2 separate regions of the Mus musculus genome follow, and region 2 is linked to region 1. The links are chromatin loops, found by intact Hi-C in ENCODE. Cell type or tissue: heart. All regions are shown on one strand.

Evidence for each region. A loop is a pair of places that touch in the nucleus more often than their neighbours do. Peaks named below come from ENCODE experiments on the same cell type or tissue, not always from the same donor. Only the 100,000 strongest peaks of a DNase experiment are listed, where the experiment ranks them.
Region 2: a loop joins it to region 1, with 4 times the contacts of the local background. A loop is called at or near these places in 10 of 42 quality-filtered maps.

Annotation. Positions count from the first base shown.
Region 1 is chr8:22,804,903-22,812,902 of GRCm38, forward strand. Ap3m2 (adaptor-related protein complex 3, mu 2 subunit) reads right to left here and starts at 752. Exons shown (of 9, transcript NM_029505.3): 1 at 674-752. It overlaps Gm46036 (a long non-coding RNA gene), which reads right to left. Exons shown (of 3, transcript XR_001778526.2): 3 at 7,091-7,236. In heart, CTCF peaks have their summits at 3,050, 3,764 and 4,875; DNase peaks (open chromatin) are centred at 799, 1,759, 2,519 and 3,159; H3K4me3 peaks cover 4,121 bases; H3K27ac peaks cover 3,311 bases.
Region 2 is chr8:23,104,569-23,112,568 of GRCm38, forward strand. Ank1 (ankyrin 1, erythroid) reads left to right here. Exons shown (of 44, transcript NM_001110783.3): 17 at 222-419; 18 at 1,464-1,562; 19 at 3,314-3,412; 20 at 3,608-3,706; 21 at 4,680-4,772; 22 at 5,089-5,161; 23 at 5,779-5,802; 24 at 6,792-6,888; 25 at 7,242-7,320. Among named protein-coding and RNA genes, the nearest start is that of Mir486, 34 kb to the right of the region's middle. In heart, CTCF peaks have their summits at 2,125 and 4,889 (motif pointing left); a DNase peak (open chromatin) is centred at 4,893; H3K27ac peaks cover 200 bases; H3K27me3 peaks cover 1,976 bases.

The DNA.
Region 1 (8,000 bases):
TCGGTTGGGAAAAAAGACTCAATTTTAAATATCTTACCACTTATTTAATACTGGTAATATGTTTGGGTCAAATGAAATATATTAAAATTTAACTTATCGTTAGCTTACCACGATTCCTATTCGAAACAGCATATGTGATGTGCTTTCTACTTCTCCTGAGCAGAGCCAGCCCCTGGAATCTTTGCCACTGTGATCTTTACTCATTCACTAAGGACCTATTCTCTGAATTATTTGTGCACAAAGCATTCCGCTGGATGCTTAAAAAAAAAATCTCTGGAGACACCCTAGTTTGTCTACAGTGACATCTCCAGGATGAGGCAGCTTTGCTGCACCCAGGGGTGGCCTAGAAGCGAACTGACTTGAGCTAGCACAACTGGTCACATTGCTAAGACCTGTTTTCCTAGTGCCCCAGGAGAGAGTCCAGATCGTCGGCTGCCAAGACAGCCATCGAGAGGTTGCAGCCCAGCAGCCTGCAAGCCTAGGGTATTGGAGGCCCTATGGGCCTTGGGGCTCCAGCCTGAAAACTGTCCAGAAGCAGGGACCCTGGTCCCAGAACTGTGCACCTGCGTTGCCATGGCAACGGCATTTGTAGCCCGGGACTCTTCCCGTACCTCTCTCCCAGGCGACGCCCAACGCAGCCCTTCCCATCCGCGCGCGCCCAGCCCAACCCTACCAGCTTCGACCAGGTCTCAGGCTCCGTTCCGGCTCCGCAGCGCAGTCGCGCTGCGCAGTGCTCCTTGCACGAAGGCTCCGCCCCCTCCTCACCGCTCTCACGTTGATTGGCCAGCCGCTCCCCGGCTGCCGCTCCTGCGCTCTGATTGATCGCCGTTCGCTTGCTAGGCTCTAGCATCCGATTGGTCTTTATTGAAGGTCCGGTAACCTTCAATTGGTGTAGCTCTGAGACTCCAAGCCCCGATTGGAGGATGAAGACAGTCGGTCATCCAGTCACAAAGGGCCTCCGGGGAGCTAGAAAGTGACCGGAAAGGTAAAATGATTCCCGGGATGCTTCTAATTTAATGCATCACAGATAACCAATCATAACTAACCTCCATTACACAGGTGCACTTAAAAAGCGACTGCTTGCCGGGCCTGTGGCGCAGGTCTTTAATCCCAGCACTCAGGAGACAAGCAGAAGTATCTCAGTGAGTTCGAGGCCAACCTTGTTGTCTACACAGGGAGTTCCAAGCCAGCGGGAAAGAACCGGGAAGAATAGAGGAAAGGAGGGGAGGGGAGAAGACAAGAGAGGAAAGGAAGGGAGAAAAGTAGAGACGTAGTGGGGAGGGGGGAGCAAGGCAGAGAAAGAGTGACAGACAGACAGATAAGACTGACTTCTCCTTCCAGACTCTCAGTTCCCAGATCCGATAATGAAGGTGTTGGGGCAGGTCTTTGAAACCACCTTAAATTTAAAGAGATCACAGGTTACTGTGACTCGGGAAAGTGTGAAGCAGAGATCCGATGGAAATTTTATCTTCAGTTAGATTAAAATGAGGCATTCGGTAAGATGAAGTGTGAAGGGGGTTGCAAAAACTGCTGGGCACACTGTAAGATGAAATGACAAACTGCGGTGATGACGGTCGTGCCAATCTAGATGAGTCTCCGAAAGGTCTCTGGCAGTACCTAAAAACAAGAGGCCCTACCTCAAATCAGATGGAAGGTGAGGAGTGATATTCTGACTCCTACAAGTGTTTCCATGCACAAATGCAAACGCGTACCTCATACATGCAAAAACGGGTGTGTGTGTGTGTGTGTGTTTATTTTCCCTTTCGTTTTGTTACTTGAGACAGTTTCGCTGAACAATTCTGGCTGGCCGGGAAGTCTCCAGATCGGGACAGCTTTGAACTGTTTCCCTCTGCCTCCCGCCTCCGGAGTGCTGGGATTAAAGGCTTGTGCTGCCCACCTGGTCGCTACTCACCCGGGGCCGGGCGCGCGCGGGGGAGGGGTGTGAGAAGAAATTTTAAAAATAATTTCAAAGCTTAAAAAAAAAAAAAAGAACGATTTGTGACATTGCCTCATACGTCCCGTTTGAAATTACAGAAGAAATAGTCATCAAATGAGAAGATTTCCGGAGGAAGAAAAGAGATTGGTCCAAAAAAAAAGAAGTTTTCAAATAACATACTTAGTTTCTAAGTAGTTATTTAGATAAAGATTACTCTCAGAAGCAAACCAAACCTCTGCTTTGCAAACATTTGTCTACTGTGTGCCAGACCCAGCTGCTTCCTGTTCATCAAATGTGGGTTTTTTTGTAGCTAGAAGTGAAGACCAGAAAAACTTCCTCTGTCAAGTCACCTCCTGGGTTTCCTTTTCTCTGCGTGGCTTACTTAGCATTGCCTGAGTGTTACAGGTGGCCTTTTTATCATTTGAGAATGAGTTTTCAAGTTTTGTTAAAAGTTGACTCAGTGAGATGTGACGCAGCTGCCCCAGAATTCCCTTCAGCATCTGCCTTTATTAAGTACAATGTAAGGAAGACCGTGACCACTCCCTCCCACAGACCAGACGCGGAAATGTGACTTTGTATAACTCGTCCTATGCTCCTCAGCACACAGACACCAGCCTATTTTTCTCTGCACACTGTTCCGCCTTCTCTCTCTTGATCTATTCTCTTAGGCTGTACTCCCCCCCACGCCCAGTTCCCCAGACAGATCTTGTAAGCTCCATCTGTCCTCATTCTAGGATTCCTCAGACAGCTTATAGGCGTGTGGACCTATAAGAACCTCCCAACTCCCAAATTCACGTGGCAGCCAAAGATTTTTTTTTTCTGGCGCTATAGATTTTTTTTTATTTTTTAAAAAGTTCCTTCATAGAATAGACAAAGTAAATATTGAGAATTTCATCAAAAATACAAGTTCTTTGAAAGTGCATAATCATTGAAAATAACCATCTGAAACACAAAACAAATCATCTTGATTGTTTACATAACCATTCTGTCTTTTCAGCCAAGAAAGCTCTAGCTGTTCAAATGTGAACGCCACTAGAAAAGCGACAATAGGGAGTCCCACGGAGCTTTTGCGCAGCGGCGGACTGGGCAGTGCGCTCTTGGCCACGGAAGGTGGCGCTGCTGAGCCTGCGGGGACAGGCTCTCTGGACCCAACCATCCTGGCTAAAAAAGAAACTTGCGGCTTCCACAGTGAATTCCCGGGGGTGACTCCTTTCTAGTCCACCGCAAAGGCGGGAAATAAAGCCGGCCCCCGCGGACAAAGCGGCGCCTCCACCCACGCAGCTGCGGGGAGTCGGGAGGGTAGGGGAGGAGGCGGAGGATGGTTGCCATGGCGACGAGCCAGCATCTGAAGCCGCTGAATGGACTCTTTGTTTTGAAGCCAGCTGACGGGTGGTGCGGTTTCTAAGGTGCAGGGGGAGGCGGGTCTCGCCGGAGTCACTCGGGTTGCGCTGCGGGGACCATCGGCTCCCACGCAGGCCTGCCCTGGGATGGCGCCGGACACCTGCTTCCTGTCCACATCGACTCCGCTAAGGACTGGGCGAGCAGGCTCAGGGAAGCCAAACAGAATCAGTTTGCCGGAAGAAAAACAGAAAGGGAGCTCCTTACAGAGACTAGAAGTGGCCAGCGCTGGCCTCTCCCTTGTGAAAGTTGGTCCCTGGGGCGAGCTGAAGGGGTAGAGATTTCCCTGAGTACTCAATAATCAGTATGTATGGTATGGGGTAGCGAGTGTGAGCGCTGGCGTGTGTATTTGCATTTCAGGAAGTGGTTGCTTAGGCAGCTGTGAGACTAGCGGTTGGGAAATGGAAACTCTCAGAGCAGCCTGTAGTTTTCAGTTTTGCCGTGTGTACTAAGCGCTATGTGTAAAGCAAAAGCAAAAGTTTAAACAAGTTTAAACAAGGAACGTCCGTGTGTTGGAATACCCTCTGTCTACCTAATGGGCTTTGGAACACTGGAGAGCACCCGAAACTTTATTTAATACTTGAATTTTAAAAAATATGCAGGCATAAACTGATACCACTAGCCTGCAGACAGGTCATCAGGCAAACGGAACAGCAAAACCTGCCGTCCTTCTCATCTTGTAGGATGCGGAAGGAGATCGTCATTATTGAAGAAGCTCATTGCATAATTCAGCCATAACAGCGTTCTTTCACCAAAGTTCTAAAGAAGATTTATAAGTAGGGAAGGTTTTTCTCAAAAGTTTGGGTCCATGGCTTCTTGGTTTAGGGCTTGTGGCCACACCTGTGAGGGAGTACGCTGAAGGAGCCTCTACTTTGGATATTTTCATCACGGGGAAGCGAAGACTGAGATAGGATGGGGGTCCGAGTTCCAACCCCCCTTCAAAAACACACGCTCAATTGGCTTGATTCCTTCAGCTATCTTTCAACAGCATCAGAGGCAGGGGGTCAAACCTTTTGGGATGTATATGCTCAGATCTAAACTATAATACTGCTATCTATTGTAAGATCAAAGTAGCCACGGGGACCCTCCCTAAATTAACCATATACAGACATCATATCAAGAGCAGTTTTTCTCGTAAAATGGTGTATTGTTAATGAAACAATTAACTTTTAAAGAATTTAAGAAAGAGAGAGATCTTGAGGTTGGGTGGGTAAGAAGATGGGGAAGATCTGGGAGGAGTTGGGGGAGGGGGAGCATATGATCAAAACGGAAAAAAAAATAAAAGTAATGATGTATTTTACTATCCATGGGTGTAGGTGCACACACATTCACAACACAGGTCGTGGTCTGAGGACAACGCTAAGGCGTCTGTTCTCTCCTGCCATCTCCTCAGATCTGGGAGGGAGACTCCAGTCCCCAGGGCTCCATACAAGCACCTCTACCCACTGAGCCACCTTGGTGGCCCAAATAAGAAACTTAGGAATTCCAATGTCACAGATGATCTCTCTACATAGACAAAAGGAACTTCCTCAGGGTAACAAAGGTGACCAATAGGAGGCAGAAGAGGCAAGCATGGGGAGGAGAGAGAGATTGGGTACAGTATATACATGAATTTTAAATTAGCTATTACTTAGTGATTGCGTGTTTCATCTATTTGAACACTTACCGTGTGCCTCACTGAGTCCCACATTAAGAATTTGATGGGGATTATTTCATCTATAAAACGTTCCCTATTTTACAAGGGAAGAAACAGTTATGCCCTAATTGCCCCAATTTCACACAGTTAAGGCAGCTACAGGGTAGATTTGAATTCATGCCTGAAAACCCAGACTTTATACAGGGAGGCCTCAAGTATCACAGAGCACATAACGGAGCTGAAACTGCCTTTGCCGAGGTGACCGAGGTGACTGCCACTGTTTTCCTTGACTTTCAGACAACTGGGGCTGGAGTTAAGCCTCTGTCCTTTTTGTCTTGCAGGGGACCGCAGTGCGATTCCCAGCACCTATGTGGTGGTTCACAATAGCCTGTAACTCCAGTTCTAAGGGCTCTGTCACCCTCTTCTGACTTCTGTTTGTTCCTGTATGCACACAGTGCAGTCAAGCACACGCATACACATAAAAATATTTTAAATAAAGGAAATTGTTGTGTTCACCTCTACAACATTTTGATGCCTCTGGAAAGCAGAGAAGGTTGGGCAGTGTGTTATCCAGACTGACAGTAGCCTGTGAGCCCAGGGTAGGAAAATAGATGTTGAGGGACTTGTACAAGTTACTACCTCCTCTCCTCCTCAGTCTAGAGCCTCTGCCCGGGAAAGAGCAGTAGTGGTTACTCTCCTGCACACCCAAGAAGAGTCTCGTCTGTGCCTGTGGGTATCACCTGCTTCTAAGAGTGAGAGGCTGTAGGTGTGCTTAGGCAGCAAGCCAGGTGACTTTGAAAGTTTGTTTCTTTAAGCTGGGAAGGACTCTCTGGAAGCTCCTCCACCCAGCTAATGGTTGGCTTGTGCTGACTTGTTTGAAGCATCCGTGGAATTGGCCACAGTACAGCATTCTCGTGAAGCACGGAGAATTCTGTGTGACGACGGTGGCACATTAACTTTGTTCCGTGTCACTCGTAAACGTAGGGAAACGGCGCTTCTGACTGACAAAGGTCAGTATATGGGCACCTACATTTCTTTCACATTTTTGACAGATTTGAATTTTTTTTTCTAATCAGATGTTAGGGAAAATTGGATTATGATCTGAAACTTCTATTTTCTTCAATTTTATGAGAAAAAAAACCCCAGATATTAAGAGAGTGGTTAGAATTTTTTGTTTTAAAAAACCTATATACTTACCCCCCCACACACACACACCCGGAAGAAACTTCAATTAAGATCACAGGGAGACTATGAATAATAAAAATACAAGGCAAGGTGTAGGCATAATTTTTTTGCAACCTACTTTTAATTCAACCTGTCCTCTAGCCCGCCCCCCAGCAGAGGGAGGAGGAAAGTTATCAGGATCTGGGGGAGGTGGATCTGTTAAGCAATAGTTCTTTGGGGGTGAGCTCGATCTTCCGGGGCAGCGGTTCGGTCCTGTAGCCAACCCCAAATACGACTCAGCAGCTACAGTCCAGTCCTTTCGGCAAGCAGACTCCAGGCAGCTGCAGTTCAATCCTAAAGCAGCCACCAGGCTCTCCAACCGGCCTGAGGTGAGGCCGCAAACGTGGCGAGCTGCTGCAGGAACCTCAAGATCAGCTCTTGGGCGAGCTCCTCTCAGTGTCAGAGTTATCACAAGCTGGGCTCAACAACGCTATGTAAGGTGAACCAACACATGCATGTCTTGATCAAAGAATAGCGAGGCAGAGCAAACCAAAGCTCAGTGCTCATCTCCCACTGTCTGCGGGGTCATATTTATACTCTGTCATCACCGGTCTTTCCACGTGTTTGCTATATCCAAACATCCTTTCACCTGTGTGCCCCAGCAAAACATCATTTGATGCAACTAACTTTCCAAAGAACTGGACGTCTCTGCTTCAGTGCGGCTTCAGAAACTGAACATTTCAGTGACTTAGAGCTTGAAGACACTTTGAGGGAAGTATTTGGACATGTTCTAATAAAATAGGTTTCCCGTGTTATTGTCGGGTGGTCAGCGAATGGCTCTAACGCTAACTGCGTGGGAGTGGGATGCTGCCTCCCTCCTCTCAATTTTAAATGTCCATCACTCAGTTGATCCTGGGTCTCACGTAGCCATCTTTGTACACTGGCATCTAGCAGAAGTTCCTGGAGAGACTAGGGTCTCACAGAGATTGGTGCCGAACTGCCTCCTGTTCATTCTTTTATTCTGACAAGTATGTCTTCCTCTCCACCCATGGCTGCCAACTGCTCAGTAACCAGATTTCCGTCCATGTTTCAGCACACACGTCTATAAATAGATTTAAAGTGGGAAGCGGCTGGAGAACGCCACGTAGTGAGCTTGAGCTGGTCAGTCTTAATGATAATTCTTAGCTTAGTGGTATTTTTTATATAATATAAAAAATGATAAGGATACAAAGAGCTAAGTATTTATCCATTAGACTGGGAGAGAAAAAGTAGAAGAGGAGAAAAATACCAAGAGTTAAAATTGATGCAAATGAATACTGATTGTACAATCACAGCTCTGTGAGAGATTTGAAACTAAAAGTTTTTTTCATAGGATTCTTTGGAAATAAATCTAAAGATCTTTTCCGAGCAACATATAAATTAGAAATAGTTGCAGAAAAAGTCAGAATGGTCCATTATAACAGAAGAAAATGGAAATGTAGCTAAATATCATCCATTAAAATATGACACAGTATTATGGAACAAGAACAAGACAATATGAAAAGGATAACTAGGAATGAGAAAGATATCCAAGGTTAAGTCTAGGACATTTGCAGAAATGCAAAAAAATCTACAAAACAGAAGAAAACAATAAAACCCAGCTAGATCACAGATCAGTGCCGACTCTACTATTTTATGCCCAGGGATGCTATTGATAAGAGATGAACAAAGCTATATATATATTTTTAAGTCTAGTAACAGTGGTGGTGTACACCTTTAATCCCAGCACTCAGGAGGCAGAGGCAGGTGAATCTCTTAGTTCCAGACCATCCTGGTCTATAGAGTGAATTCTAGGTCAGCCGGGCTACAGAGAGAAACACTGTCTTT
Region 2 (8,000 bases), 300 kb after region 1:
CAAGCTGGAATCTGAATCTCGCTTGGTAACAATGTTTTACACCTGCCAGCTCCGAGAGCCTGCAGACCTAGCTCCAGACGCTGTAGCTAGTCTATTTGTTCATCCACATAGCGCGCTTTCCGTGAGGACGGCAGCCTAGCTCAGAGGCTGAGCCAGGCCCAGCCTCCCTGTCATTACCTCAGCTGTTGGCCCCTGAGCTCAGGTACCTCCTTTTGTTTCAGAATGGCTACACTCCTTTGCACATCGCTGCCAAGCAGAACCAGATAGAGGTGGCCCGCAGTCTACTGCAGTACGGAGGGTCAGCGAATGCAGAGTCGGTACAAGGCGTGACCCCACTTCACCTGGCTGCCCAAGAGGGCCACACAGAAATGGTTGCTCTTCTCCTGTCCAAGCAAGCCAACGGCAACCTGGGGAACAAGGTAAGGCCTTCTGAGTTTACCCTACAGCTTTGATGTAGGTGTCGGCTTCTCTGCTAAACATGTAGTTTGGAGACTACCAGCCCAGGAATGTCACCACCCACAATGGGCCCTCCCACCCTTGATCACTAATTGAGAAAATGCCTTACAGCTGGATCTCATGGAGGCATTTCCTCAAGAGAGGCTCCTTTCTCTGTGATAACTCCAGCTTGTGTCAAGTTGACACCCAAAACCAGCCAGTACACTGTCCCAGTGAGAAATCTGATGAGAAGTTCAAGAATGTGGTCCTTCTACTCCCAGAGTGGCCCACCCTCCTTACAGCGCTGTGGGCTGTGGGGCAGAGGTGGTAACGCATGCTTTCAGAAGGCCCAGCGTGGTTCCACATGCATGCTGCTTTCTTGGATGCTCCCTGCTCTGCCCTTGGGAAAAGCCAGTGGTAGCCTGTATCATCTAGAATAAGAAACCAAGGCACCTAGGTTTCCAATGGCAATAACAATTGCTACAATTGAAAGTCTTCAGTCAGCTAATCTGTCGCCTGTTGGCCAGCCCCAGCCACTGTTTACTGCATAAAGCTTTATTGGAACTCAGCCATGCCCAGTGGTTTCCATGTTGGTTAGAACTCCTTATTACCAGGATTGGCAAAGACACAGTCTTCATATTAGCAGTCTGGCCATGAACAGAAAAATAGCTGCCTGAACTTTCCCTTAAATTAGCCACCTGGCTCTTTTAAGCCCTCACCTTTCTTACTCTCTAGCCCTCCTTCTCTCTCTCCCTCCACCCTCTCTCCACATGGCCATGGCCGGCCTCTCTCTTTCTATCTTCTCTCCTTTCTCCTTGCCTTTCTACAACAAAGCTCTAAAACCATTTAAAAAAAAAATAGCCATCTGACACTCAGGAGGCCCAGGATAGGAAATTTTTTTGCTAAATAACCAGCCAGATAGCTAGATGGAGCTGCGTAGACTTGAGGAATTCAAGCCTCACTGCTCTGTTTCTGCAGACAGAAATTCTTCCCTGGCTTAAAGTTGGTGCACATCTGTTTCTTTTTAGAGTGGACTCACTCCCCTCCACCTGGTGTCACAAGAAGGCCATGTTCCAGTGGCAGACGTGCTGATCAAACATGGCGTCACCGTGGATGCTACCACCCGGGTAAGGCATGAAACCCGTGCCTGTGTCTGTAATGGATGTCTCTCTCCCTTAGCTGCATTCCCCAACACGATCCACCCAGGCATACCACCCCCCACCCCAAACCTTAGAACATCACAGAGGCATACCCTCACACCTTGAAATTGTCTCCTTCATGGAGACAAACCCTTGAGGATCAACACTGATCTGCTTCCTCCTGAGTCTGGAGACACCAGCGTTCATGATCACTATACCTGGGAGTTTTTTTAGTCTGCTAGATCTTTGAGTCTGTCATAGGAACTTGGATATTAAGTCTGGTCTCACACATGTAGAACGCATGCGAGGGAAAACACCAGGATTTCTCTGGGTTGCTTGGAAGTGCAACCCCTTTTATGCCAAGACTGTGTTGGGTGGAGTTTGACTTTCTCTCAAACGTGCCGTGGCAAAGAGCCCTGTGTCGTGGCTTAAGGGTGAGTGTATGGCAAGCACATCTGTCCCCAGTGACAGGAAGGAGTCACAAAATGAGACATCCAGAATAAGAAGGTGGCAGTCCAGAGGGAGAACAGAGCACCTCCAGCTGGTGGGATAAGGAACTGCATGGAAAAGAAGTACTGGTTCCTTTTGTTTCGGGATACAGGGCTGAGGATGTAACTCATGTAGAGTTTGCCTAGCTGTGTACAAGGCCCTCAGTTCCGTCCCCAGTGCTGAAAAAGAAAAACAACCCCCAAGAAAGGAACAGAGTAACGCCAGCAGCACCATGCACACATGCACCCCAGTTCCAGAGATGCACTACTACGATGTTGTACTGAAGACACCCCAAGAACTGCCTACAGCTTCAGCCAAGATCTCTTTAAAGCCCAAGGGCGTCCTGGACCTAGTTCAGAATTTGGGGGGTTCTTCCTGAAAGGATCCCGTTCTAGAGGTTAGAGCTGCCTCATAGATTACGAAGCCATCCCAGGACACAAAGGTCTGACCCATAGGGTCTGTGTTAAGAAGGTCTCTGGAATCTTCAGCTGGCTCCCTAGGGTCATACATGACCAAAGAGGGCCTGGCTTATCAGCCATTTGGGCAGGACACCAAGTAATCCAAGGGAGCAGAGCAGAGTCTGAACACGGAGGACGTGGAGCTGGCATGTGAGAGACCTGGGTTCATCCCTACCAAAGATAAACAAACGAAAATCAATAGGAAATTAGCACTGAGCCCATAGTCACACAGACAACCATGACCCATCACTTTAGATCACGGTCAGTCCCTACAAACTCTAGTAACTCAGCCATCACTTGTATGCTTACAGTGAGGCTCCGCCCCTCTTGTAGATGAGACAAGTCTGCTGCTGTTGAATATTGGCACGGCAGTACATGGCTGTCTGTCCGTCTAGTGCTCCTCTGAGCATAGACCAGTGTGTTACCCTCTCCTTCTAAAAAGAATGCTTCTTAGATCCCAGTACAACTCTCTCCAATCCCAGCCTCTCTAAGAGCTGCGCCGGACGTCGGTCCCCACTCTGTCTTCTCTCTGCTTCACATCAACTGCCCTTGCTCATCTCCCAGGCTATCAACTTTCCACCCAGCCCCTTCTTCCAGGTTCACGTCAGCCTCCACTTGTCTGCCGCCAAATCCTGCCCCTTCTCTAAGCAGCATCGGTGACATGTCTCATGGTAGCCCTCGCCCTTCCCCGACGGCTTCCTCCCCTCCCTTAGATGGTTGCTTCTGTAAGGATTCCATTTAAGAATGGCTCTGATGGAGCCTTGCCACCTACACCCATTTCTTGCCTTTCAGATGGGTTACACCCCGCTCCATGTGGCCAGTCATTATGGAAACATCAAGCTGGTGAAGTTCTTGCTACAGCACCAGGCAGATGTCAATGCCAAGACCAAGGTACCTTACACCCCTGGGCACTCACTTAGGAATCAGCCAGAGCCACTCAAGACCCCACCTCAGTCCTAAGTTTTGAAAAAAGGAAATGGGGTGGGGGGGGGAGCAGGAGGGATAGTAGATGGACTTTGGAGTTTGCATGCAGTTCTTTCCAGCAACTCTTAACCAACCCTGTCAAATGCCTGCCTCCCTTCGTAGCTAGGATACAGCCCCTTGCACCAGGCAGCTCAACAAGGACACACAGACATTGTGACATTGCTCCTGAAGAATGGTGCTTCTCCAAATGAGGTCAGCTCGGTGAGTACCTACCCGGTCCCGTTTGAGACAGATCAAGGGGCAATGCCAAGACCAAGGTACCTTACACCCAGCTCCCAGGCTAACATCTCCTGGGCGCTCACTTAGGAATCAACCAGAGCAACTCTGAGGCCCTGCCTCAGTCCTGAGCTTTGAAAAAAGGAAACAGGGGGTAGGGACAACCTAACTACATAGGTTGTTGACAGTCTTGGGTCTGCACAGAGCTGTGTGCCTTGCATATTCCAGGCTTAGACACTGGAGTGATCGTAGAATAGTGTTCCCAGCACCATGCCTCCTCTCCTCTGGCTCGTACCTATTTCTGCTGACACACCCTCTGGTGTGTTTGAAGCTGCCTTCACTATGACAGGAGTAGGCAAATTTAAGTGCTTTGGGCCTGCCTCAAAGACACCCCTAGCAGCCTTGGTGATTTCAGGATGCATTTCCTGCTCTCCTTGCGGGGGTGTGTAGGGTTACCTTGCAAGGCTGTTCCCAGCTTGGAAGGCTGTAGAGCCTTGCCTGTAGAAGTGTTTGCTGAGGGTCTGCACAGGGCTGAAGCCACGTGGACTCCAGGTCACATTCTGCAAGCAGAGAAGGATTTCACAGAGAACAAAAGCTTCGGCACTGTGCAATTTTCCCTGAGCTCTTCTGCCAGCTGGATCCTGGGGTTTCCTTACTGGCTCCTCCCCGAAGTGCTTGCCTGCCCTGGGAGCGGGGGCAGGTGGCAGCGGGGAGGGTGCCTTGTTCTCATGCCAAGGCCATATACCCAACACCTAGGGCTTACAGTTTGTCCTATTCTCCTTCCTGCCTTGTCCCATCTCTGTGGCCCCAAGGATCACATACTTATGCATACCTCTTCTTGGCTCCAAGGGCCAGTCTGTCTTTGTGGGCGCTTGTGAAGAATCCAAGGGTACTGGATCTGTGCTCAGGAGACAGACTCTCCTCTCTGACTCTCTCTCTTGTCTCTCCTTTGTCCTAGAACGGAACCACACCTCTGGCAATAGCCAAACGTTTGGGCTACATCTCTGTAACAGACGTGCTCAAGGTGGTCACAGATGAAACCAGTGTGGTGGTAGGTCTCCACCCCCTACCCCAGCTGTGGCCATGGGCCCTGAGGGTTACTGCCCAAAGTCAATGCCTCCCGCCTGGTAGGCACTGTTTAGCTACAGGTGGGGCATACTGCCACCTAGTGACCAAAGAATTGAATGGGCGAGGAAACGGGAAGTCTGGGCATGAGCTTCCAGATCAAATGCCTCCTGGGCCTGGCTTTCTTTGGCAACATATCTTTTCTATCACCTTTCCTGGCTGCTCATTTGGGGCAGTAGCAGGACAGAAACAAGTGTGCCTGGCTCCTTATGGGTCCCAGCCCCCGCCCTTTCTCTTTTCAGTTAGTCAGTGACAAACACCGGATGAGCTACCCTGAGACGGTGGACGAGATCCTGGACGTGTCTGAAGATGAAGGTAAAATCTTTGTGGATGAACTCAGGCTCCATTCTCTCAAGCATCCCTCAGAGCCCCTCAAACCTATCTAGCCTAAACATACAAGTATACAATGTAGCTAGGGAGACCCACTTCTTACAGACATTGCCTATTGACAAAATAACTCCTTTCAGATGATCTCGAGTCTTCATGGGCAAGTTAGTTGGTAGGTTTGATACAATTGCATTTGATCAAGAGCTGGCAACAGCTGCAGCAACATCTGGCTGCTGTTCTCCTTGAGCTTCAGTAACTAATAAGGCAGGTTTTTAAGACTGAGAACGCATACTGGTCAGCTGCCCTTCTGACCTAGTGGGGCAGAAAGTTTGAAGTCTTCTCCATTACCATTGGGTGATGGGTGATTAAGGTTTCAACTTTGTGATCTCCAGAGTATCTTTCACCTCCTTTCTCCCCACTCCCAAGTAAGCCCCAAATCAAGGGAACCCAGGATAGCGAGGATGGGCTTGATCTGTGGCCCCCTCTGTCTAGAATTTGGTGGTGGTATGACGGTCAGCTAGACAGTTCTAATGCCCCCTTCTTAATAACGTGCCTCTCACTATACTGGGTCTGATGCTTCAACTTGGCTCTTCTTTGCCTTCCAGGAACTGCTCACATATCTATAATGGGTATGAAATGCTTTCTGTTCCCTGTGGTCTTTCTCACCAGAGCACATCCCACCATAAGCACACAAGTTCCTCACTAACCCATGCCTGCTTCTCATCCTCCGAGGCCCGGCCCCACGCAGGGCCCAGAGCTGACTAAAACAGGATCGCACACCATGAAACCACCCCTGTATCTGTGTTCATGCCTCTGTGTTTGTGCTCATCCTGCATGAACAGTTCTATGTCCATCTTGTTGGCTCCCGGTCACAGGGACAGGGCTGCAGATCACCAGGGCCAGGGCTCCGGATGCAGTGGGAGAGCCAGGACGGGGCCCAGGGCCCAAACCACTGCTCTTAGTCAGGCCAAGAAGGGAAGGAAGGGGTGTGCAGGTTGCCAATTTAGGTGCGACTACAAACAATAAATCCAGAAGGAGGAATTTACAAGGTATAGAAGTAGGAATGGAAATAAAGGGAGGAACAGATCTGAGTCCTGTGCTGTTTGCCTCTCTGTAATTGCAGATTGGAATGATCTATAACCTAGGCAGGGTGTGTAGTTCATGCTTCTGATCCCAGCATTCAGGAAGTAGAAACAGGAGATCTTTGAGTTCAAAGCTAGCCTGGTCTATAAAGAAGTGCCAGAAGGGGGCTAGGAGGGGGAGAAAATAATTATCTGTAGCTGTGACTCTTTTTGTGGCAACGCTTTACACTCTGAAAGAGCTATTGTGTAAGGGTGAACTCAGCCAACAACAACAACAACAACAAAAAAAACCTTTCTGGCTTTGTTGTTTTTCTTTCCTGCAAAACAGAGGAACTAGGAACTGGCCACCCTGGGTTTTAGGGTTGGAAGAACAGGACTGGGGATAGCCATGTCTAACAGGCCCTTGGGGCACCAAAACCAAAAGTGCCCTCCACTTTTGAGGAGATATTGAGAGGTGGATTGGGAGAGGTGCTTTTCGAGAGCAAGAGAGATTTCCTGTCTCCAGCCTGCCCCTCACTCAAGCTCCTGGGTTTCAGGTGACGAACTTGTCGGCTCGAAGGCTGAAAGGCGGGACTCCCGGGATGTGGGTGAGGAGAAAGAGCTGTTGGATTTTGTGCCGAAGCTAGACCAAGTGTAAGATGGGCTCAGTCGGGGTGGGAGGATCAGGCTGTGGATGGCCAGGTGCAGCTCTGGGACTCGGAGTAGAAATGTAGGTGAAAGTCAGGCCCCCTGGGGGTCATTGGGATGGAGGGGTTTAGGCAAAAGCCAGTCCTGGGTGTGACTAGGGAGGGAGAGACAGATGTGCAGGGGGACATGGGTCAGCTTGTAGATCAGGGAGTCGTTTTGTCACCTGAGATGATGTAAGGGGTGAGTGAGTCAGGTCATTACAAGTGTGCTGAAGCCTGTCACTCAGGTGTCTTAGGAATGACGTCAGGGTCCGCTTCAAATGTTCTGCTCTTTGACTGTCTCATTTTCCTGCTTCATAGGGTGGAGTCTCCAGCCATCCCAAGGATCCCTTGTGTCACACCTGAGACCGTTGTGATCCGATCTGAAGATCAGGAACAAGTAAGGAGAGCCTTGGCTCCTCCCGCCGCAGGGGGAACGAGGACATTCCATGATTGCGTTTGTATGACCCAGGGACAGTAGGAGCTAAAGTATAAAAGATCATGACATGTACAGAACAGGTTCAGACCCATGATTCTGTGCGTCCCGTAGAACTCAATGCAGTTGATGTACCCATTGTTTCTACTGTGAGTTCTGGGAGCAAGGGGACTCAGGGTGAGGGAAACACTATCATAGCATGCAGTGATGCAGGGAGATGCTCAGGCCATGCAGTTGCAGGACCAGGAAGGAAGCCTTCCCTGTGTGGTGCAGCCTGGGCAATGAGGCTGACATGTCAGCTTCCTCTCTCTCTCTTTCTCGATGGGATGGCTGTGCCTTCCTTTCCTCATCACCCCCCAGAGACCCCAACACTGACAGAGGGGTACCAGAGCACTGCTCTCGGTAGAACTTGTGTTCATGACAGAACCCTGGTCAGTGCCTTCATAGCATTCCACCTGAATTCGTCCAGAAGGTTAGAGATAGTGGGTGAGAATATGTTCTTACAGTCCAATCTCCTCCGACAAAGATTAGACCATTGGCACTTTCTCCAGAGCAGGAACATTTCTCGGGAGAGGAGAGGGTTGATGTGATGGTGGTGTTGAAGGTTGGCCATGTCTGCCCTGAGGTCTGACAAGGTGGGCTGA